3 separate regions of the Homo sapiens genome follow, and all the other regions are linked to region 2. Evidence: chromatin loops called from intact Hi-C (ENCODE). Cell type or tissue: CD14-positive monocyte. All regions are shown on one strand.

Region 1 (8,000 bases), 87 kb before region 2:
ATCTTGAAACTGGGGCTGACAGATTTTAGCTAACTTTCACAGGCATGTGTAGATATTGACAAATTCTTAAGTTTCAGAGTGACCTCATCCTCCCCCAAAATTTCTTAAACCATGCCTTTACAAACAAGTATTTCTATTCTAATGATGTCTTCCTGAGTAAAATGTTGAATCACTCAAAGGACACAGATCAAAAGACAGAGGGAGAAAAAAAAATGCCATGTGGGAGGGGCAAAGCTGTATAAAACCAGTCATTACCATGTCTGAACTGTAACAACTCTCAGAGGAGCATTGCCCGTCAGACAGCAACTCAGAGAATAACCAGAGAACAACCAGGTATTTCAATGATTTCCATGCCATGTCTATGGGAAATAGGGTTTCATGTTTTCTCTTCCCTCATGCTGGTATTAATAGATTGAAAATTTGGATGTGGGGTGTTTGTAGAGGGCGAGTAAAATTTAAGTGGTGTTTTCTTGTTTAGTTGTTGAATTGAAAATATTTTATTTCAAGATTTGAATTAAATTTATAAGGTTTAATTTTGAATCTCAGAAGCCAACAAATACCTTTGTAGCATTAACCAAAACAAAATGTACATTCAGATTGTGATGCCAATTTTATTGAACAGATTAGATTATATATGTTCTCTACTAGCTACTGTTTTGACACTAAATTTGATGGAAACAACTAGATACATTAAAATATTTTCATTTAAGCAATTGAATGTAATCTCTACATTGTATATAAATAATAGGAAAAGAAGACTTCATTTGCACCTTAAATGAAAAAGCAGGAACTGCAAAAATTAAGTAGCAATTTGGGCTGGGTCAATCTAGTACAACAATATGTTTATTGAGTTTAGTTCAATAATGGGTCAATTTAGTGAAAGAGAATAATCAGCCAAAGTAGTTGCAGGGTTGACTGAAGTATGGTTCAGTAAATAACTTAATATCCCATAAAAAGATACTTATTCATTATGAAAGCCATCAACTAGGAGAAATTGCTTTTAATTCTGTTGGGGGAGATGTAGCAGTATTTGATGAGATATTCCCTTGAAACTGTTGTTTTCTCTTAGTTCTCATTAATTTTTGTGGTCAATTTCAAAATATTTCCACTGTCTAATTGTAAACAAAATTTGTTTTAAATGCTACAGCAAACTCCAATCTAACATCCAGGGCCAACAGGGTGAGAGACAATGGCCGTGTGCCTGGTGACTCCTCCCAAATTCTTCCTTCCCTGTGCCAAGTTTCAGTGGTGCATTTGTCAACTTGTGTTGCAGGAACCAACACACACACCACCAGGAAGCCCAACCCTGCATATTACTCCCATTAATTCATCCCAGTAATACTATTAAACCTTAATTAAGAGCATACTATTTGGAAGTTAATGAGATCATATAAATTACTATAATGTTAAAAAATTCACAACAGGTATACCTGTTCCAGGAGGCTGTGGTATTTCACAATACCCCATGACTTCAATTTTGCCTTGTTTTGAAAGATTTTCATTCAAACATAAAGTATGGCCTTATCTGAGAGTCAGGAAACACTGCATATGGGTGCCTTCATAGATTTCTAAAATTATGAAACTCTCAGACCTTATTTGAAAAGTTTGTAGGAAAGCATTAGACTTGGAATCAGAAGTCTGTGATCCAGTCTAGGCTTCTGAAATGGACCAGCTGTGCAATCTCTATTTTCATATTTTCATTCATATTACAGAAATTACTAAGCCTTACTGGACAGGTAATTATGCAAATTGAAAAGGGAGCTGAAGGAATTTGGTGACTGCCATACAGACATCAAATATTATTTTTACATTAAATGTAATTAATTACACCTTATTTAAAAATATAATTGAAACTATCTTTTTTGAAAGAAGTAAATGCATCCAGGAAAATTTGCTTCTGTTCTTATTAATTTTTTTCTTTATCAAGTTACCTTAAATTCTAACTTAGTATTAACAGAACTTTCTGTTAGTTTGTCTTTAGAGTTAAATATTTTTACTATCAAAGTTACTATGTGGATTGTTACAAAGAATCCGGTATGAATTGTTACAAAGAATCACGTATTTAGGTATGGGAGAAGTCTAAATTTATGTTTGTGGCTCTGATCTCTTATTTACATTTCTCACATGGGGATCGAGAAATATTTTATTTGTGTTATTAATACTCAGTTTGTTTCCAAAAGATATTGAGATAATTAATTTTAAAAATCTGTACAATAAATCTATTTAATTATGAAGACAATTTTAAGAGGAAGAGGAACAAATTTTTGAGCCATCCAATGTAATCTAGTATCTATGATGAAGCAAGAGAAAAAAAAAGTGACTTTTTGTTTTTACTTCCTAATAAGCCTTCTAGTAGAATTACAGGTTTACTACTTTTTTCTTTTGACTTCCTCTTTCTAGCATTTCTTGCACTACAACTTGCTTAAGCTCTTACACTTCATAGTGAAGCTATGCACCACCGAGTGAAGCGATGTGGAACATTGGAAAGAGTGGGCTTCCTTAGACAGACCTGGGCTTGAATCCCTGCTCCACTACCTACCAGCTGTGTGACCTTATACAAGTTACTTAATGTTTCTGAGCATCAGGATATAATCTATAAAATAGGGAGAATCACCTCTACCTCATACAGATTCTGCAAAGATTAAACGAGGAGAGGAGGTGAGAGAGTTTTAGGGATACGTTTTATTTAATTTACTATTTTTGTCTTGATAAAATAGTCTGGTTGTATTCCAAATGAGACATTTTAATACAAATAAATTCCAATCACTTTCTTAAAAAAAAAGAGTTCATGAATCAAGGGTTCACGCAAGAAAGAAGCGACCAATGGTCCTTGTTGGAGAGCAATGCTGTGTGAGACCACAGGTGTACACAGCCAAGACCAGAGCCAGAGGACATGCTTCCTCCTGGGTACTTCCAGCCCCTCCCCAGTTCGGGGAAGGCACTGTCATAAGAAGGTTTCCTGAGGGATGATCAGTATCAGCATTGTTTGGTATATTTACATATTTTGATAATTATCGGGTATGTTGCAAGCTATGATGAAAGCAAAACATACAGCTGGAAAGACGATCATTGGTCAGGACCAAAAAACACACACACCTTGGGTGTGAGCATGCATTCAGTTGCCTGCAGAGCCTGAGGTCAGGGAAGGTCTCAGATGGTTCATACCTTGGTGTATACATGAGTTTCATAGGCCTGGGATTAAGGATTATCCCTGCAATCTTGCCTGGCATTGACTTTCTACCTGGTGGGGTGGCAGAAGAAGGGGGTCTTCTAGTCCTCCCAGTAATGAACACCCCAGTATAGGAAGTCTTTTTTAGTAAGGCTGTGGTATGTGTGGTGCATATAGGGAAGGGGTTCTGGGATAGGGGCTGGGTGAAACTCCAAACCTTCAAACAATGAGTCAAAGTCACTTTAGAAGCAGGAAAGCAGAAAGAAGATTGACCGTCTTACCAGATGCAACAAGGTATGTATGCAGGTGGCATATATTTCAATATGTGTATATCTTCCTGTGTGGCAGTGTGTGTGGTGTGGATGTGTGCGTTGTGCTTGTGGGGGCAGCATAGAAGTTGAGAGCATGATCCTAGGGTCTGCCTATCTGGCTTCAATTCCTACTCCTGTCCCTATATATTGTCATTGTTATTCTATGGAATGCCACAAAGTGTCGCTGCTCATCATACAAAACACTTCATGTATCTCAGGACTGGCTATGTAATTTACAGCGTCTGGTGCACAATGAAAATGTGGGCCTTTTGTTTAAAATTATCAAGAATTTCAAGATGGCGATAGGAGGGCATTTGGCTAAACAAGGGGCTTTTTACGGCTGCACAGGTGGTATGTCCATGAAGCTGTCCCTGACCTGCCTCATGTTGTTCCATGAGGAAGAACAGACAGGGAATCTGTCCCTACACAGAATGCAGCCTGTCCTACTGTTGCTGACCTCACCCAAAATGTTACCTTATGTTTCAGAGCTGTTTTTTTCTTCCTCTCTTTGCTTCTAGATTGAAACAATGGAGGATCTTTGTGTGGCAAACACACTCTTTGCCCTCAATTTATTCAAGCATCTGGCAAAAGCAAGCCCCACCCAGAACCTCTTCCTCTCCCCATGGAGCATCTCGTCCACCATGGCCATGGTCTACATGGGCTCCAGGGGCAGCACCGAAGACCAGATGGCCAAGGTGAGTTTGAGCTGAAGCTCCACATTTGGGCCGAGTAGTTCCTGAATGGAATTGGAGAACTGCTCTTGTTTTATGCTAAAGACATTTTAACTCAGGAGGTCAGCAATCATCACAGGTAATGAAGCACTGATCCTTACAACACAAATTCCTTAGATTCAAATCTATAAGACAGCCAAGCCCCCGAATCCCTCAACTGTAGCTGTTGAAGGCATATGGGAGTTGAATAGCCTGCAAGGCTGGACACAGTTATGAGTGACCACATCTTATATTTTAATAATATAATATTCTTATTTTTCAAAGTTAGTGTTTTGTACCCATTATCTCATTCAGTTTTAAGACAGATATCATTTTACAGATGAGAGCCCTGGTGGTGTCAGAGAAGCCCCCACTGTCTCCTAACTCCTAGCCTGGGCTCCTTCCCATTACTGTGCCACTGTGGTGTTTGTTCCCTATTCCTATGAAGAATTCCTTCTAATAATGTTAAGAGAGTATCACAAAGGGAAAAAAAAAAAAACATACCAGGGTGGTGCTCACTATACCCACAGGATGCATGGATAGTGTTGTAGCTGCAGAAGATCATGCCTGTGAGGTCACGGTAGCAGAATGAGACCTGGCATTATTATGGCCAGCCCTGAAAACCAAGGTAGATGGGATGCACAACATCATTGTGAGGGATTTCTGCAAGGCCACTGCCTGCCTTCCTTGGTGAATGGACGTGGACTCAGTCAGGAAACTCTTTCCACGGAGTCTGGGCCCTTGAAATTATGCCGGACTACTTCAATTATACACTGCAATCGTTACTGTAATAGTCACTCAGCACATACAAAATTCTTGTGATCATGTTACTTCCAAGGTTAGTGACCTCGATGTGGCCATGATATCATTAAAATTCCTTTGCATTCACACATACAAACATTAACATTAAATGCTTTAAGGACACGCATGCATTGTGCATGCAGTCACACCAAGATGCCGCCGGCTGGTTTCCAGTTTCCCACGAGAATGTACCTGAGTGTAAATACATTCTTTCCATGCACATGGTGACCCATGTAAGGTGGGCCTCATTTGAAGTTTGAAGTTTCACAGAGAGAGCATTGGCCAATATTGCTGCAGGAAGACAAGGGATGGGTGAATCAATCTCTGTGTTTGTGACAGTTTAAACATTGAGACTTACAACAAAACTCAATTGCTCAACTCCCTGACACAAGTAGTCTTTTGCAATATTCTTTCCCCATTATTTTTTATTTTTTGCCTTGAAAGAATAAAGATAGTAAATTGGCACAAAAGCTTTAGAAACATCAGGTCTTAGGTTTTTTTCTTTTTTCCTTTCTTTTTTTTGAGATGGAGTCTCGCCCTATCACCCAGGCTGGAGTGCAGTGGTGCGATCTTGGCTCACTACAACCTCCAACTCCCAGGTTCAAGCCATTCTCCTGCCTCAGCCTCCCGAGTAGCTGGGATTACAGGCGCCTGCCACGATGCCCATCTAATTTTTGTATTAGTAGAGATGGGGTTTCACCATTTTGGCCAGGCTGGTCTCAAACTCCTGACCTTGTGATCCACCTGCCTCGGCCTCCCAAAGTGCTGGGATTATAGGCGTGAGCCAGTGCACCCGGCCTAGGTTTTTTTGTTTTTTAAATGTAAAGGAATCAGTAGCAATATATTTTGGGAGCAAATGCTAAATGAAGTGCTCTGGGTTGTTAAAGTAAAAATCTTGATTTTGGTACTAGAGGAAAATAAACTGATTGCTCTGGACACAAGACAGCTTTTCTGTGTCTAAGAAGTGCTTTAAGCCTTTGGGACTATGCGAGGATTCTATATAGTCTTTTTTTTTTTGAGACTCTATATATATCGTCTTTTGACAACTCTGTTGCATGTGTAGATTTTGAAATTCAAATGTTAATATGATTGCTTCCCAGATAAAAAGAAAAAGACATTTATTGGCTGGAGAAAGCAGCACAGACTTTGGGGACAGACGTATCTGTGTTTGAGTCATGGCTTTGTTCCTTACTACATGTGTGTGAGGACATTGAAACCATTTGCATCTCAGTTTTCTCATCTACAAAATGGGAATAAAAATGTGTAGCATGCAAGAAAGTTGTGAAGATTAGAGGTACTATGTAAGGCACTTAGTAGCAGTTGCTATAATAACAACCAATACTTATTAGTGCCTTAGCCAGGCATCTTTCTAAGAACTTCTTATAAATTTACTCACATAAGACAAAATATTATGAGGTAGGTACGATGATTACCGTACTCATTTTACAGATGAGGGAATCAGGGCAAGAAGAGGCCACACAGTTGAGAATTGCTGTAGCTGTTAGAAGTGGTACATTTGTAGTGAAAGAAAAGAATACATAAAAGATATAAGCTCCTGGATGGCATAGGTCTGTGGGAATTAGGATATAAGCTCTTTTCCTTACAGTGAGGCAACAGACCCATCCAGGCCAAACTGCCTCACTATTTTCTCTGTGGCCTTTGTGTGGACTAGGGGCAGCTCACAGTCCCACTTTTGCAGGGACATCTCCCTGAGTGACTTTAACACTGATTCAGGAAGGCTTTAGTGCTAGCCCAAAGAACCCTGATTTAAGGGTCAATTTCCTTGGAAGAGAGGAAAACCAGCCAAGCTGTCGTAGGAAATCTTCTTCTTTTACGTGAGGGTGGAGTTGCACCACTTCTTTTCAGAGAGTACTAGGCAGGACTTACGATGTATGACTCAAAGAGCAGAAAAAGACCTCACAAACCCTAACACCTCTCCTTCTAGCCCAGAAATTCACCAACTTGCTGGACAAGGCTGCCTTAATTAACTTCATTAGCAGAACCCCAACCATCAAGCCACTTACCAGATCAGCTTCTCCTCAGGGACCCCATAGGGAGGTGCTGCAGGACCAAGGGTTCCCAAGGAGGTGGGATGGGGTGGGTGGCTGGGAGGCAGGGCCAGCTTGCAGGTATTAAGACTGGCAGACCAAGGCGGGCAGGCAGCAGTGTTGTGGGAAGGGGATCTGAGGAAGCTTCAGAGGGGACAGTCCTTGCTGCCAGCTTCCCCGTGTCAGCCAAAACTGCCTACTTACTATACGAAGAGATTCACAGTGTCATCAGACCAACTTGTCCCTCACATGGACATAAATTTCTCTGTGTATGAATATGGTATGTGTAAATATTTTAGGTGAACCCTGTTAATATTGCATGACCTGTTTTATGCCTTAGCTGACTCTGGCTTGTAGTTTTTGACAGATTGAAAGTATTTTGTGTATAAGGCCACTGAAAAGAGAGAGACACACAAGGTTCTGAGTTAATCTTGTGACTTTCTTTAAAATACTGGCATTTTTTTTTCAAGACCATTTATTGGTTGGATATAATTTAGATAATTTGGGGAAGAGGTTTTAAATCATTTCATAATAACAATTTGTTTTCCAAAATGGCCAGGATATAAATTAATCTAAAACACCTCATGCTGTTTTCTATAAGGGAAATTTAGGTTGGCTGATACTTTTATATTACACAGAAAGAGTATTGAGTATCTATGGTTGTTCCCCATGTATAAGGGAAGGGAAAAGATCTAGGACCATTTTAGAGCCACCTGATAGCCATCTGTTTTAAAAGTTCAGTAAATCCGTGGGCAAGTGTAACCGTTTTCTCTAATTCTGATTGCAGGTGCTTCAGTTTAATGAAGTGGGAGCCAATGCAGTTACCCCCATGACTCCAGAGAACTTTACCAGCTGTGGGTTCATGCAGCAGATCCAGAAGGGTAGTTATCCTGATGCGATTTTGCAGGTATCTGACTTACTGGTCCAAATTTCTTTTGTGGTTTATTTTTGCAATCTTCCT
Region 2 (8,000 bases):
GCCAAGGGGGTGCACTTGTGTGTGAGTGTGTGCACATGTATTGTGGCTGCAGGGTAGATATTGATGGGAAATACCACATACTGACCAGCACCTGAGTGTTGAAAAGGAATGGAAGTGGGGACATGAGATGAAGGAAGAGGAAAGATGGAAGAAATCAGAAGTAGCAGTTTGCAACTAAGAGCAGTTAAAATGTAAAGATGAGATTGATGCAATAGTTCAGTTCATTCAGAACTATTGAAACTATTGATTCAATAGTTCAGACAGGATGATTAAACACACCTACACACACACACACACACACACACACACCCCAACCTAAGTTCATGCTTGCTTCACCCTGAGTCCAAAGCTCTTATGCTAAGGTTGGATCAAATCCAAATTTATTTGTGTCTCTGTCTTACCCAGTTTACCCAATTCTCTCCATCTTTAAGTTTCTTTGGTGCCACCTTCTGGTTGGCCCAGTTCTATGAAGTCTGAATATTCCTTCCTGCCTCCCAGTCTCTGAAATGTCCTCGAGTGAAAGATGAGGTTGTGGAGGACCCCGGGACTTGCCTGCACATACTACTCTGCCTTCCAACATCTGCAGACCCTAGTATAAGCTCTGGAGAGGTCTTATGATGTGAGGATAGTGAGAAACAGGAATATTTTGTTCCATAATAAACAACCTCTTAAGTATAGAGTACTGTTGTGCAAATTATGTCATGATTGTGTTTTCTTGGTTCACATTTATTTTACTTAGTTTTCTGAACCCTAACCATAACCCTAACCCTACTTGTTTTTTTCTGAACTGCACTAACATTTATTTTAAACTTTAAAGAATTTGCACTGCTTTAGACTGTTGTTCTATATTTAGAGTGTTGCCTTTACACTTTAAAAAAATATATAAGCTCACTTTTTTGTTTAAGTAAGAGACACCCTTCTGTTGAAAAATATCTTAGGAGGAAGCGAAATATCTTAGGAGGAAGCAAAACATCCAACAGTGAAGATACTTTGGTTAATACAGTTGTTCCCCACTTCCTTGTCTCAGCCACTCAATTCCCCTTTCCTCCTGTGCTCTAAGAGACCCAGAAGACCTGTCCAAGACCCCCACTAAGGGCATACAGTTTCAGAGCTGCTGCAACAGGCACTTTGTAGGCCGCTGGGAAACTGGATGAGGCTCCATCTGTTTATAGAAATGAACACATGCACGATAATTTATATCTCTAGATAGAGTTTCCAGGACTTTTCATTTTGCTCATTTGCTAATTTTCCAAACTGGAGCATATTTTTCTTGTTTGACTACATTTTTCAGTTAAAATTATACATGTTTATGAAAAAAAGGATAATATAATAGAAAAAATATCTGTAGGATCATGAGATTATAGATAATGATTTGTCCTTTTATTTTCCCAAATGTTCTCAATTGTAAGAACAAAAAGGCTGAGGGAAATTGAGATGAGTTGGTGAACTGCAATATTTTATGAAATAGCCCACGTTTTTATAGGGTTTAATAGATATAAACAACAATGTAGGACTTATAATAATGCACTAAAATTATAATAATAGTAAACTGTAATAGCTTTTTAGCACTTTAAGCAAGGTGCCCCCCTAGATTAGGCTCCTACCTTCCACAGAACTGGTTGATAGGGATGCTATCTTTCTTGATGATTACATTTCAAAAGGATGGCTTCCAGGTCTTTGAGAGACTGTCCTGGGATGTAAAACTAGCAAGAAGCTTTTTTAAAAGATTTACATCTCAAAGGGGCTGATAAAGAATTTACAATGACAAGTTCTCTAAATAAAATGCTTTAAGAAAAAGGAAGAAAGGGCCTAGAGGCAGGAGGAAGCCTGTTTAGTTTGTTTATTTAGTCAAGTTTAGGTTGTCTAAAGTTAATTCAAGCTGAGGGGAATGTTAAGACCCTCTTAGCCAGGAGGATCCAAAAATCAATGCATCTAATTAAAAGTGCTCCCTCGATGACAAGATTAGGGCTTCATATTTTATATCCATGCCTATGGACTTTCTTTGCAACTCCGTAACCCAGTTTCAGCAACTCTTGGGGAAAATGGGGCATCTTTTTGGAGTCACTTTAAAAAGTAATTTTTTTTTTTTTTGTCTTTCCAGTAGCCTCATATTTCAGGCCAGCCTATCTCAAACAAACCCTCCAAATTTGGTGAAATGTATCTAGCTGTTTTCACAGGAAGTGATGACAGAAATACAGTTTTTATTGATAAAGAATTACATATATAAGTTTTAGAACATTCTTTATAGATTATATTGGAGACATTAAACTGAAAGATAATTAGCAGCAATAGGGGGATTTTGTGTAATGATTAAGAATTCAGGCTCTGGAATCAAACTGTGGGTGCCAGGCGTTTATGACTACCTGAGGGTTCTGGAATGAGTTACTAAACCTCACTCAGTCTTCTCATCTCTAAAGTGGGGCAATAACTATACTGACCTCAATGTGTTATTGGGTGATAATGGAAAGTGCTGAAAACAGTGCCTGGCACCAAGATCTTTTTTTTTTTTTCCTGAGATGGAGTCTCACTCTGTTGCCCAGGCTGGAGTGCAGTGGCGTGATCTCGGCTCTCTGCAGCCTCCACCTCCTGGGGCTCAAGTGATTCTCCTGCCTCAGCCTTCCAAGTAGCTGGGATTACAGGTGCCCGCCACCATGCCTGGATAATTTTTGAATTTTCAATAGAGATGGGGTTTCACCTTGTTGGCCAGGCTGGTCTCGAACTGCTGACCTCAAGTGATCTGCCTGCCTTGGCTTTCCAAAGTGCTGGGATTACAGGTGTGAGGCACCACACCCGTCCGCACAAAGACCTTTTGGCTGCTGCTATACCAAGGGAGGAAGTAAGCAGGTGTTGCAGGGTGTCTGTGCCCCTGTTGCTAAGAGGGATACAAGTCATAGGCCCTGAGATTGGCTATTTTATGAATAAACCAGTGTTTTTGTTTCCTATTGGTGTGATAACACTTTACCACAAATTTAGTGGCTGAAAAATGACACACATTTATTATCTTATGGTTCTGGAAGTCCTAAGTCCAAAATGGTACAGCATAGCAATGTTATTTTCTGGAGTCTCTAGAAGAAAATCTGTTCCTTGCCTTTTCTGGCTTCTCGAGGAGGTTGCATTCCTTCATCAGTGGCCCCTATCCCTCTGACCTCTGCTTCCGTCCTCATGTCTCTGTCTCTGACTCTGCCCCTCCTGCCTCTCTCTTTTAAGGACGCTCGTGATTCCATTAAGCCCACTGGGATAACTCAGGATAATCTCAGATCTCAAAATACTTAACTGAATACCATTTGCAAAGTCCTTATTGCCAGGGCAGATCATGTAGTCACAGGTTTTGGGAATTAGGAGTGGAAGTCTTTGGAGGGTGGTTCTTCCACCTACCACCTCAGCGTCCACTGACTGGGGGATGAATGACTGCGTGGCTACCGGAGTCATTGGCTTATGTGCTTTTCCCTGCTGTGCCTTTGATGCAGACCTTCTCTGATGGATGACCTCTGTGAAGCAAATGGCACTTTTGCCATCAGCTTATTTAAAATATTGGGGGAAGAGGACAACTCAAGAAACGTATTCTTCTCTCCCATGAGCATCTCCTCTGCCCTGGCCATGGTCTTCATGGGGGCAAAGGGAAGCACTGCAGCCCAGATGTCCCAGGTATGTGTGCTTGTCACAAAGGAAGGAGAACAGTGTGTTTCCCTTGTGCTTCCATACAGCTGTCTTTCTGTACTTTTGCTCTAGCTGAGGCCTGTGGAGCTGGAGGTAGAAGGAGGAGCAGCTCGGCAGTGGAGAAGAGCAGAAAGGGGTAGAAAGGTGAAATGTGTTGGACAGATCATCTCCTCTGATGTTTATGGGAGAAGTCAAGCCATAGAGTTATTTTCTCTAGATCAGATCATCAATACAGTCTGGCAAATTCACATCTTTGATAAGTAGGATAAAGTATAATTCTGTCCCACAAGAAAGCAAAATATTCCAATTTTGTTACATTTTAAACTTTTGCTAACATTATATTTTTAATAGACATGTGGGTGCGTAGATTAACTTTTTGTTAAGTGGGTTATTTTAGTGCATGATTATGCATCCTAGAAGAGGAATGTAACACAAGTGTGGACTTATATCTTCTGGAGTGATTTGAGGAATATATAATCTGTTTGATTCAAAATGGTGATGTATGACCTTATCTACAAACGAGGTGTGGGATAATGCTTTAGGAACAGTTCTCTGACTATTGGTGAAGATGTCCCAGATAATTGCCAAATGGATATCATTTTGCCACCAATATCAGGAGTGTATAGACAGTCTCCTAAAATGCACCCAGGGACCCCAGTTGACATCCTTCTGTGGTTGTTTCTTTCAACTGATTGGAGGAGTGAGGCTTTGGACTGGGGGTGATCGAGAGATATAGGAATAACCTTAATTCTCACTCTGACTTGACATTTAATTTATAATATGGTCTGGAGAACTTCTGTAAAATTGCAGATGAAACATTTTTAGTTTTATTGCTGCTTTTGTTTGTATTACCCGAGTTGTAATTCATCCCAGTTACTTACTTTTTTCTGTTCTGCCTTCCCCCTGAATTATCGCACACTGCCTTGCTGGCATGAATAAATTTGCTAGACTAGTGGTTCTCACCTGGTGGGTGGGAGGTAGGGGTCGGTGGGTGAATTTTTCCTTCCTGGGGACCCTTGCGAAGACCTGGAGTTTTAGATCCCATAACTGAGAGGTGCTACTGACATCTAGTGGATGGAAGCCAGAAGTGCTGCAAAAATCCTACAATGCTTATATGAGACAAGGAAGTGTCCTGGCCCCAAATGTCAATGCTGCATTGCCCACGTTGAGAAACCCTGTGCTAGACAATTAGGCCAAACCTTTTTAAAGTAGGATCCTGTGTGGTTTTTTTAGTACAGAGGTTTGTTTGGAGAAAGCTCTTTGGGAGAGTATAATGGCAGCGTTAAAAGTCAGTGTTGGTTTCTGTTCCCAGGCACTTTGTTTATACAAAGACGGAGATATTCACCGAGGTTTCCAGTCACTTCTCAGTGAAGTTAACAGAACTGGCACTCAGTACTTGCTTAGAACTGCCAACAGACTCTTTGGAGAAAAGACGTGTGATTTCCTTCCAGTAAGTAGTATTCACATATTGATGACAAAGAAATTGAAAGTAAGTTAGACTACAGAAGAGCAGATAATAAAGTATAACTGTACTGACTTAAAACGTGCTTGGAATTACACTTCTGAAATTACAATTTTAGATTTTATGATGACTTCTGAATTACGTCCTTTGTAAATTGTTACTGATACACCCATCCCTGTTATCAATCCCAATATGTCAATTCTCCTGCACGCAGCCCTGCTTCTCCCCCTTAATTCCCTGTCCCTGAGTGACCACATCATTCAACACGCTGTACAGAGCTCCTCCCCAGTCCCAAGTGTGGTTATTCGGCTGCCTCCTGCTGAGGTAGCCTCTCAAATTCTCTTAAATTTGCCCGCCCTCTTCTGAATTGCACCTACAACTGACACAATCGTCTTTCTAAAATGAAAATCTGTTCATAAAATTGAGGTTTTAAATCTAAGCAGTTTCTATTTACTTCAGCATATAATTCCAAGGTTCCCTAGTCCAGCCTGGCATAATGCAATCAGTGAGGTTCAAAAATCATGCCACCTGATATGCAGGGTGATGTTGTCTTAAAATTAGTGAACTGATTGCAGCAAGCTTGGCCATCCTATTGGCTGGAGGTTCTGAGAGGACTCCTCTAAGGCTCAAATACATCCCTGTCCTGGTAGCTGCTGGGTGCTGTTCCCGGAATTTGCCTGCTCTGGGTTTATCTACCTCAGAAGGTGACTCTGGATCCCAGGAATCTCCTGATGAATCCATTTCATTTTTGAACATCAGCCTGATCTACTACTGTTGTAATACTTGGGACACAGGGAGCCAACCTCTACTTTTCCTGGTGGCTTGGCTCCTCCTTCCCTCTATATCCTCTTTCTTTGGCTGAAATTAAAATATTTGAGAACAGGGAATGGACAGAGGCTGGGAGCCAGTTTCCAGGCCTATTATATCCAAAGCCAGGTTTTTGTGAGGTAAGTTATCTGGGTTTTAATGTGTTGGGTACAGGACTTTTCTGATTGGACCCCAACTTACATTTCAAGGCTCTTCCCCTGCCACTGTTTCCCTTAATCCCCTCCCTGATACACACAAACACACATACACATGTACACACACACACAAACATGCATGCAATCCACACACATGCAGGTGCCCAAGCACTCACATGTACACATGTGCACTCATGCACACAGATGTTCACACGCATGCACACGTATGAACCCAGTTGCACACACACCCTATGATCCAGGCCTATCACGCTCCATTCCCATGGGGCCTTCCTTGCTCTGTATTCTTCCAACCAACCATATGACCCAGATCTAAAATGCTATTTCCTTCTTTGCAGTTCAACACGATTTCTTAACAATCTAGTTCCCTTATAAAGCCTCTCGTTTAACCAAAACCACAATACTGTAGTTGGTGCTGGTGATGCAAAATGAGTAAAAGTGTGTTAGACTGCCTAGTGAGGGAAGCAATATTAAAGTCAGTGGAGAGCGTTTGACAAGGATGCTCCTGTGATGTTTTGTGGATAGTGGCAGCTCATGATGTCCTGTAAGTGTCTGGGTGTCTCAGCTGCCTCTTCTCAGGCTGTGGACCTCCTCAAGCCAAGCACCTTGCCCAGTACCAGGCAAGAATAGGTGGCCCATACATTTTTGTTAATTGCACGCATGCACCTTGAAGTGGAGTGTGACCTGTCCAAGCACTTATTGTAGAAATGCAGTAAGAGAAAACAAAATGCTTTTGCATTTGTGGGAACCTTTACCAAATGAGACTAAACTCAGTGTTTTGTGTTTGCAGGACTTTAAAGAATACTGTCAGAAGTTCTATCAGGCAGAGCTGGAGGAGTTGTCCTTTGCTGAAGACACTGAAGAGTGCAGGAAGCATATAAATGACTGGGTGGCAGAGAAGACTGAAGGTGAGACAGTTTCATTTCTGTTGATTTGGAATTACTATACAACGAGGCTTAGATTGACTGGGATGGGACTTCCCAGGGTGTTGCCACTGTGACCTGCATACCACAGGCCTGTTTGTATGTGTTTGCTGAGTTTACAGGCCAGCAATGCAACTCTGTCATTTCTTATCAGATCATGAAGTACTGATTTCTAAAACTAATGTTGAATCTCTGACCTCCTCCCCTGTGGACCGTGCTGGAAAATCCCTGGAAAATGGCTCCTCCTTGGAATTCTGTTAATCTTCTATCTGAGAGGCCCTTCCATGCTCGGAGACAGAATGGCATTCAATTAAGTTGCGGCTTAGAGAGGGCAACATTTCATGCTCTCATGTTATCTCCTCCGCGTGGTAATGGGACAGCTCAGTAGTTTGATCTGCAGCCTTCTCCTTCCTTTTTAACTTGGCCATGGCTACATTTGCTCTCAGAGTGTGGCCTTTTCTGAATTTGTTCCCTATTCTGGAGGTGCAGCGACATGGAGCCTGCAGTGTTCCCTGCCCAGACCACATTCCATCCCACCAGAAATATTTCTGCCAGTTCTTTACTTCAGTAGGAAAAAGGGGGAGTCATACTTTAAAGCATCCTAAATACCTAACAAGTAATTTCGATACTTGTAAACGGTGGAGGAATTAAGTCACTTATTTCAAGGGCCAACCTAGCACTCATTATTGCATCCATTCCATCCTATGTCGCAACCACTGTGTGTCCAGCAGAAGTAATGCCCCTGATTCTACTGAAAGCCAATACAATAATTACCATGGGAAGGGAAGAGCCTTTTGTGTTTTCATACATCATCTGCCTAGTGGTCTTTCCAGTTGTTCAACAGTACTGTCACCTGAGGAACCTAGAAGTTTCTCCACACCTTCCCCCCACTGCCCTATACCTGTCACTGCTCTTCCAGGGCTGCTTATGCCCTTCCTTCCCTTAGGCTGACCACCCACATTTCCCCCAGAATATTAG
Region 3 (8,000 bases), 460 kb before region 2:
GAGCGCCTTGTCCAAAGCTCAGTCAGCCCCTCTCCTGCTGCAGCTGAGATTCACCTGAGCTCTTGGCATGCAAATGGCGGTGTGGAGGTAATTTAGGAAGGGATTGGAGATTGCTCTTTATAAGCATAGAGACAGTACTCACGTTACAGCTGTTTTCAGAAGGTCTTATTAGCATTTATCCCGGATTTAAAATAATTTTAAGTGAAGTATATTTAACATTTGCCTAATATTTAAGACAATCCTGGATGAGTTCGCTAAACCCCTCCCTCGCAACTTGTACTTCTAGCTTTGCCATTGTCTTCTCTAACAGTGCGAAACAGAATTTTCATTTAAACACGGGGTCAAACCTAAAAGATGACCCATGATTAAAAAAAAAAACAACAAAAAGAAAACACTGTTTGATTGATTGATTCATTATTTATTTTCTTGGAGTCTTTCCAGATACAACAAAACTAATACCATTCGTTCAAGATACCACGTAAGATAGTAAAATAAAGTACATCTAGGCATTGACTTAGGATCTCTGAGTGTGGGAGAAATATTGGCTGCTGCGTCAAAGACCGAGGCCTTGGTCTTTGAGGTTCACAAAGCCCCAGGGCTGCCAGGTGGTGAGGTCAATAGGAAATGTCTGAAATTAGAGCTTGTGTGTTTATGAAATACTGGGTCACGCAGGCTGAGGGGTTCTGTGAGCATATACAGAATAGTCTGAAGGCACTTGCGGTTTTATCAGTTAGTGCATGGGGGTAAATCTGCAGCTGCTTATTTATTTGGTAACAACTTTTAATTTTGCAGTAAACCCTGTTGACAACATTGAGCTTAAAAAAAAAAAAAAAAAGAAAGAGCATATTTAATGAAAAACCAGGGGTGCTGAATTTGCTTTTCTCCTGTTGACGATGTAACTTGGATTAAAATTTCCCATTAACCACGGGCTGCACTGCCATCACTGACCACATGAAAACCAGAAATGCTAACCTGCTGGAGAAGCACGAGGGTCTCCTCCAAATGTTACAATTTAGCACATCTGGCTGCAAAGGCCTTCCATGCAGCCCTCTGGGAAGTGTGATGTTTCATTCAGATCATGTGACTATTGTCCAAATTAATTAACTCATTCTAATTCCAAGTTTTTCTTATAAGAATGACCCCAACAGTTAAATGATGTCAGTTTTATGTCAGTGTCATGAGCTGTTGCCAATAGAAAATTATTTATGTTAATTTAAATAATGGTTCCAATTTTCTTTTGTGGGATTTACAAAACTTCTGGAATATTTGTCTATTAAATGAGAAACATCTGACACTATTACGAATTTAATTGTAAATTTAAAGGTTCATAATTGAAGATAATACTTATTTCTATAGTGATAACATAAATAGAAATTTTGGTAATGTCAGTGTTTTTTTTCCACTTTTCAAAAATATGCATTTATTTTTCATCATTTGTTTCTCTACAAAAGGAAAACAATGTCACTGTTATAATGAACACATTTTCTTTTCTAAATTAAAAAAATCCCCTAAGTCAGCAATAAACTTGGAATTGGTTGTAGGGCTCATAAAATTCATAATTGTGTCCAAATACACTGTTATTTTACAAAAATAGAGGTTACAGTTGTAAAAATGTATGAACATTTATTTATTTTAGAAATTGTTTTTCCTTTAATTTTTTACATTGACATATAACAATTGTATATATTTATGGGGTATAGCGTGATGTTTTGATACATATTATGTGTAGTAATCAGATCAGGGTAATTAGCATATCCACCATCTCAAATATTTATCATTGCTTTGTGTTGGGAACACTCAATATACACCTAGCTATTAGAAGGCCTGTACTATATTATTATTAACTGAAGTCACCCCACAGTGCTATAGAACACTGTAATTTTGTATTTTTTAACAAATCTCTATCTCCCCTCCATCCCTTACTAATCTCTAGGGTCCTCTGTACAAGTTTTTAAATGTATGTACAGAATAATTGCAGTTTTTTGTGAAGCCTTCATCAGTTGGGTTTTAGAAGTGTCGGAATCTTTGAAAAACTATATTATGAATCAACTCATGTCCCATATTAGTATTAAAGTTTTGTTGTTTTTAGTAAACCAATCATTTACCTTTTCATTGCATTTCCCCTCAAAATCAGTTGGAAGTGTCTACACAAAGCATTTATGAAACAGAGCATAAGAAAACCTCAGCTTTTGCTGCTTTTAGCTAATTAAAATTATCAAAAACAAAGCCTGCAGACAGGACGCCATATAAATTAATCACCAAAGAAAGAAAGAGGGAGCTGAACAAATTTAAGAATAAGAGTTCAAACGTGTGTGATGTTTAATTTTGAAATTCTATAATTGCATTTTGGAATATTTCAACTCGTGGGAGGGATCTTTTGATAGGATTTGTACTTTTAATTAGACAACTTCATATATATATGTATTTTTTACCAGTACAGAATGAAACCAAGGTCCTCAATTTTGCACTTTCTAAACTTGGTGAAATGTTCAAAATAATCATAAACAGATAACTTATTTGACAAGTTCCGGCTTTTTGAAAACATTTTCTCTGAATAGAGGCAAAGAAACCATAGCTGTGACAATATTAGAGCTGGATTATTTAAGAATTAAATTATGGAAAAGTTTTAATCAACAATATCCCTTATGTAGAATTTGCTCTGAGCTTAGCAGGTATTTCAGCATCTACTGAAAGACTATCTTCTAACAACCCCAATTTCGTTAATCATAAAATGAGCTTTGAAGAAGATTTCTGGCAATTTTATAAAAGAATTAAAAATAATACAGCACATTGAGAAACTAAATTCTTCGGAAAAATTGTAGTGACAGCTTTGGAGACCAGGATTTCTAAAATACCTGAGATTATACAAGAATAATGATTTTGTTTGTTTGTGTTTTTTTCACACTGAGATAACAAAAAGTTTTTTCACATTTTGCTTAGTGTGTACAGATACATGCTATTTTATTTTATTTTTAATTAATTAATTATTATTATTTTTTGAGATGGGGCTGGAGTGCAGTGGGCGATCTCAGCTCACTGCAACCTTCTTCTCCCGGGTTCAGACGATTCTCCTCTCTCAGCCTGCTGAGTAGCTGGGATTACAGGTGCATGCCACCATGCCCGGCTAATTTTTGTATTTTTAGTAGAGACAGGATTTCACCATGTTGGCCAGGCTGGTCTCGAACTGCTGACCTCAGGTGATCCACCGGCCTCAGGCTCCCAAAGTGCTAGGATTACAGGCGTGAAACAGTGCGCCTAGCTAGACACATGCTATTTTAAAAGAGAATTTTATTAGGGCCGGGCGCGGTGGCTCACGCCTGTAATCCTAGCACTTTGGGAGGCCTAGGTGGGCGGATAACCTGAGGTCAGGAGTTTGAGACCAGCCTGGCCAACATGGAGAAACCGCGTCTGTACTAACAATACAAAAATTAGCCAGGCGTTGTGGTGCACACCCGTAATCCCAACTACTCGGGAGGCTGAGGCAGGAGAATCGCTTGAACCGGGAGGTGGAGGTTGCAGTGAGCTGAGATTGCCCCACTGTACTCCAGCCTGGGCAACAGAGCGAGACTCTGTCTCAAAAAAAAAAAAAGAGAATTTTAGTTTTGAAAACTTTTTTTTTTGTATAGAACGATTTTAAAGGTCCGCCGGTAAAATAAAAGCAGCTGTCAATTCAGATTTCATCTATCTATGCAACTTTAGCTCTATAACTGTAATTATTTTTGATGCCCTTTTCCCTTTCAGAATTGTCCTGGTGTGGAAGAATAATTATATGGTCGCGCTCTCTATATAACAGGGCGGAATAGTAAAAATGCTCTCCAGAAAGGAGCTTTTCAGGTTTTCTTCATCTCCATTGGCCTCAGGAGAGGTGTTATTTTTGCTAGGTATGAAGTTTTTTCTGGTTGTTGTCTCGACCCTGACACCATAGAGTTTGCTTCTTTGTCTGGGTGGATGTCAGGGCTGAGAAGGAAACAGCTCTGTCACTTGAGAACTGGCTTAATCTGTGGGGAAATCAAACTTAGTCTCTATGTTTCCTCTGTAAAATATTAACTGTTAAGGTGCCTTCCGACTCAAACGCAATGTTATCATCAACCTTTAAGAGAATCGGTCACTTCTGTTCATTTTCTCTTCCACTAGATGGCGCTGTCCGTCACATTATAACAGTGCTGCTCAGGGCCTGGAACGGTCAGTTGCTACAGCTTTTCTTTAAGGTCTGTGAACTCCCGCCCTGCCTTAGACCTTCTGCCCCTGCTGCTATGGGGACGTTGTTGAAGTGCTTTCTTCTCCTTGCCACCAAGACACTCTGCAACATTCCTTAACGTTTCATTCTAGGCCACCTCCCCAAGCTTAAAAAATTTGTTTATGGTAAGAACGGTTAATATGAGGTGTAACTTCCTAACTAATTTTCAGTGTACAACAATATATTATTATCAGCTGTAATAATAATAACAATATATTATTACAGCGTTGAACAGCAGATCTCTAGAATCTATTCATCTTGCTTAATTGAAACTTTACTTTCCGTCTTTCTAGAACTCACGTTGCACCCGGCGTGACTATGATTTACCACTCACAGTTCAGGGTGGGGACACTGAAATACGAGGCTCATAGAGTCTGGTGGTACTGGGTCTTGGTGAGTAGGAGCAAGCAAGGCACTGCCCAAAAGCACTTCTACCCGTATGAGCATCCGTCCACAGGTAAGACCCGGGGACTCAGCCCCAACTTACCTGATGTGGCTCTGTGAGCACCAGGTGTGTGGGGCCGGGAGACAGGGACCACCCTAGTTTAGCTTCCTTAAGACCTTCAACAGTGGCTCTGCAAAGTGCTTATAAAAGGAAAAATCAGTGGAATGAATCCCAGGGCAGCTGAGATCTGCTGTGGATCTACTCTGTACCAGCCATGTGCTAGATGCTTGATATACACAACCACATTTATGTGTAGCACAAAAACCCTGTAAGGTAGGGACTGGTACTTTGATCCTCACTTTGTTTCTTGAACTTTCGCTAATTGTTCTTTGCTTCTGCCTCAACTCCGCCCCTTCTGTCCCTCTCAGTCTGATATACCAATGGACTGCCCTCCTAGCTTGGTTTCCTAGATTCCAGTACCATTTGGTGCATTATTGCAATTAACTGTTGAAAATCATGAGCCTCTTTCATGTTAGGGAACTAGGTCTTCTGGGTGGAATCCAGCCCTGAAGGCTGGGAGTTGGTAACTTTGCCATGTGTTTCTTGTTGTCACGAGATGCCTCATCCCTCATTCTAGGAGTCCTAAAAATTTCATATGTCTCAGCATCTCCTGAGAATTTTGTTAAAATGCAGATTCCACGGTCCCATCTCTATAGGTTCTGACTTATTATCTAAGGTAGGCTCGAGAATGAGTATTTTGAAATAAGCATCACGGGTGATTCTGAGGCAGTTTCCAAGGATCCTGTGTTGGGAAACTCAGCCCCGTGGGGCTGGCTCATTGTCATGGATGCCCTGTCTTGGTGCCTGCTTCTTAGCTCCCTGCCTATCTCTAGAACAGGTACCCCATGTGAAACGCGCTCATCAGGAATCTGTCCCTTTGCCCCTGGGAATCTTCTGTAGTCCAAACCAGGGCCTTCACCCTCAGCTCTGTTTTCAGGTGTGAGGCTCTTGCTCTTCCTCAGAGACAGGTTCCATGAGTAACCTTTTCCTTTCGGTTGGGCCTACTCCCTATAAGCAGGGCATGGCCTCACACCCAGTGCAGGCTTGGTAATGCCTTAATTGTGGAGCACACAGAGAACAAGTGTTACCAGGACGGGACAATGGTGGCAGGAGCCATGCTTCTGCCCAGCCCTAGAGGATGATGACGATTTCTCAGGCAGGTTAAGGGTGGGGTGGAAGCTATTTCTAGGAAAGGAAAAGCAAGAACAGTGAAAGGGCAAGGTGTGTTTGGGAGCCTAGAAGAGGCTGTGTAGCTGAAATGCATGTGTCAGTGGAGAATGAGTCACAGATGCATGGTGGGGAGAGGCTGGACATCCACCCCCAGGAGATTGTCCTTCATGCTGGCTGAGGAGTCAACAGGTGTCCTTGCAAGGGGGAGACAGACTGAATGAAATTGGGGGACTCAGTAGGAGAAAGAAAAGCTGATCAGAGGCTGTTGACTCTGATATAGAATAAAAGTAATGAAGGCATAAACCAGGACAGTGGTAGAAAAACCAGACCACAGAGGAGAAAATGTAGAGAAGTTTGATAGGTAGAAGCTAAGCATCTTGAAGCCCAGTTGTGGGTAGGGGTGGGTAAACAGGAGAAATCAACAACTAACATTTTAAGCTGAAGTGAATAAACAGATGGTGAGGCCATTCTACAAGACAAATAGAAGGTGTCAAACTAAGTAACACATAGAGAGGGAAACTCTCCAAAAGAAAATGATATTTATTTCGCAGTAGCCTTGCAATAGGAATATGTGCATCATAGTAAACTAACTGTGTGTATTCAAAGAGGTTGAGGCAAGGAGAAATTTTTAAAGGTAAAATAAGGAGGATTACATAAGTTGTTTTGAATTAATTATCCTTGGCTACAAGAATCAATACCAAGGGTGGCATCAGTCCAATGTTAAACAGGCAGTTGGTGGACAGATGTCCTTGTATAAGGAATTTTTTTGTGTGAGGTTGTGATGTCCTTTGTGCAAAGTTATGGCTTTTGCAGAGTCTTTTGTGATACTTCTTGTTATCAGGTGTATGTGTATGAAAAAAATCCCTTCTTGCCTTCTCTGGCTCCATTTTGTCAAGGCTTGACATAAATGACTCCATTTGATTCTGACAACGTTCACATTTCCCCCTTTTGATCAAGATTTTGCTCTGAAAGCATCAGCGATCAGTCATCTTGATAAGTTTTGGTTATCCCTCAGTGTCAGTGTGGACCTGTCCCAGGTTGCTGATCTGATCCTCTGTTGGAGAGAAGTGACTGGTGACTAGGAGTCCGGGTCAAAATTCTTTTAGCAACATTTGAGCAACAAGGGAGGTTTGGAAGGAGTGGCTCTTGACTAAGTCGACCTGGAGTCCATTGTCAAGTTCAGTTTTTGTCTATTCCATAGGCCTTGGCTATCATCTCAAAGCACTGGGCCAGCATTAGTCTGCTAGGATTGTACTTAGCATTATCTTGCCCAAAAAAAAGGTAGGCACAAGCAAGGGAAAATTAAGAGGGGTAAGAATCTCATTATGCTGGGAGTTTTGTTCTGTCGCTGTGAGAAAAGCCATCCACAACAGTCAACTGCCTATACCTCGTCCTGGTTTGGAGTCTGAACACCTCCAGTAATGGAATTAGGTGGTCTAGTGAAGTTTTGGTGTGACCCATACATCAGGCATGAGACTTGTCCCTTAAAATTCATTTAGTTTCAGCTACAGGGCTTCAGGAACAGACCAGTTATCGTTCTTAGTTGGAGCATTGCAGCTAGATATTGGAGGAAAGTAAGATAATTCAGAACCTAGTTCAGTCTACAGGTAGATAACCAGAACTCAAAAGCAATAGGTAGGACTACAATCTAATGAAAAGCGTATTATAGCTATAGAGAAACATAGTTTTTCTCTCTATAGTAATCCTGATTTTTATCACAGATAATCAAAATAAGACTAATTTGTTTGTAAAATAAGTTTAGTTTTTATCAAATTTTACCTGATCATTTACATAGTGTGACAAGAGTAATGATTGACCACATGGTAATTTCAGATTAAAAAACCCCTTGAGGCTAGAAAACCGAATCAAGGCAGACTTCAGACTTTGTCTGCAGGACGTATAAACAACTTAAAACTAAAATCTAAGTCAAAACCTTGGTAATATAACCAACACTTGCAATTGTATCCTTTTATAAAAAGAGGAGATTCTTATTGCTAGAAAAATAAGAACATTCACAAATAGTTTCCAAATTTTGGAGGGATCAATCAGCAAAAAAAAGTAAATGTTTCCACTTTTGTTCACAAGAGTATATTTTACCAAATTGCAAGCTGTAGATAAAGAGAAAAATGGTAAAGAGAAAATTTCTTT

What was found. Peaks named below come from ENCODE experiments on the same cell type or tissue, not always from the same donor. Only the 100,000 strongest peaks of a DNase experiment are listed, where the experiment ranks them.
Region 1: a loop joins it to region 2, with 4 times the contacts of the local background. A loop is called at or near these places in 13 of 110 quality-filtered maps.
Region 3: it touches region 2 in a loop (3-fold over the local background); 27 of 110 quality-filtered maps call a loop at or near these places.

What each region holds. Positions count from the first base shown.
Region 1 is chr18:63,887,438-63,895,437 of GRCh38, forward strand. It overlaps SERPINB2 (serpin family B member 2), which reads left to right and starts at 268. Exons shown (of 8, transcript NM_002575.3): 1 at 268-333; 2 at 3,999-4,175; 3 at 7,827-7,946. The coding sequence starts at 4,008. LOC124904356 (a long non-coding RNA gene) reads right to left here and starts at 7,099. Exons shown (of 3, transcript XR_007066466.1): 1 at 7,016-7,099; 2 at 5,184-5,282. In CD14-positive monocyte, a CTCF peak has its summit at 3,664; DNase peaks (open chromatin) are centred at 184, 1,214, 2,384, 5,314 and 2 weaker places; H3K4me3 peaks cover 7,489 bases; H3K27ac peaks cover 7,901 bases.
Region 2 is chr18:63,974,832-63,982,831 of GRCh38, forward strand. It overlaps SERPINB8 (serpin family B member 8), which reads left to right. Exons shown (of 7, transcript NM_002640.4): 2 at 3,468-3,645; 3 at 4,970-5,107; 4 at 6,890-7,007. The coding sequence starts at 3,478. Among named protein-coding and RNA genes, the nearest start is that of SERPINB8, 8.8 kb to the left of the region's middle. In CD14-positive monocyte, CTCF peaks have their summits at 523, 4,721 (motif pointing left) and 4,920; DNase peaks (open chromatin) are centred at 380, 1,000, 4,760 and 6,440; H3K4me3 peaks cover 2,154 bases; H3K27ac peaks cover 7,798 bases.
Region 3 is chr18:63,514,491-63,522,490 of GRCh38, forward strand. It overlaps a transcript of SERPINB12 not described here. Among named protein-coding and RNA genes, the nearest start is that of SERPINB12, 24 kb to the right of the region's middle. In CD14-positive monocyte, CTCF peaks have their summits at 4,104 (motif pointing right) and 4,306; a DNase peak (open chromatin) is centred at 4,151.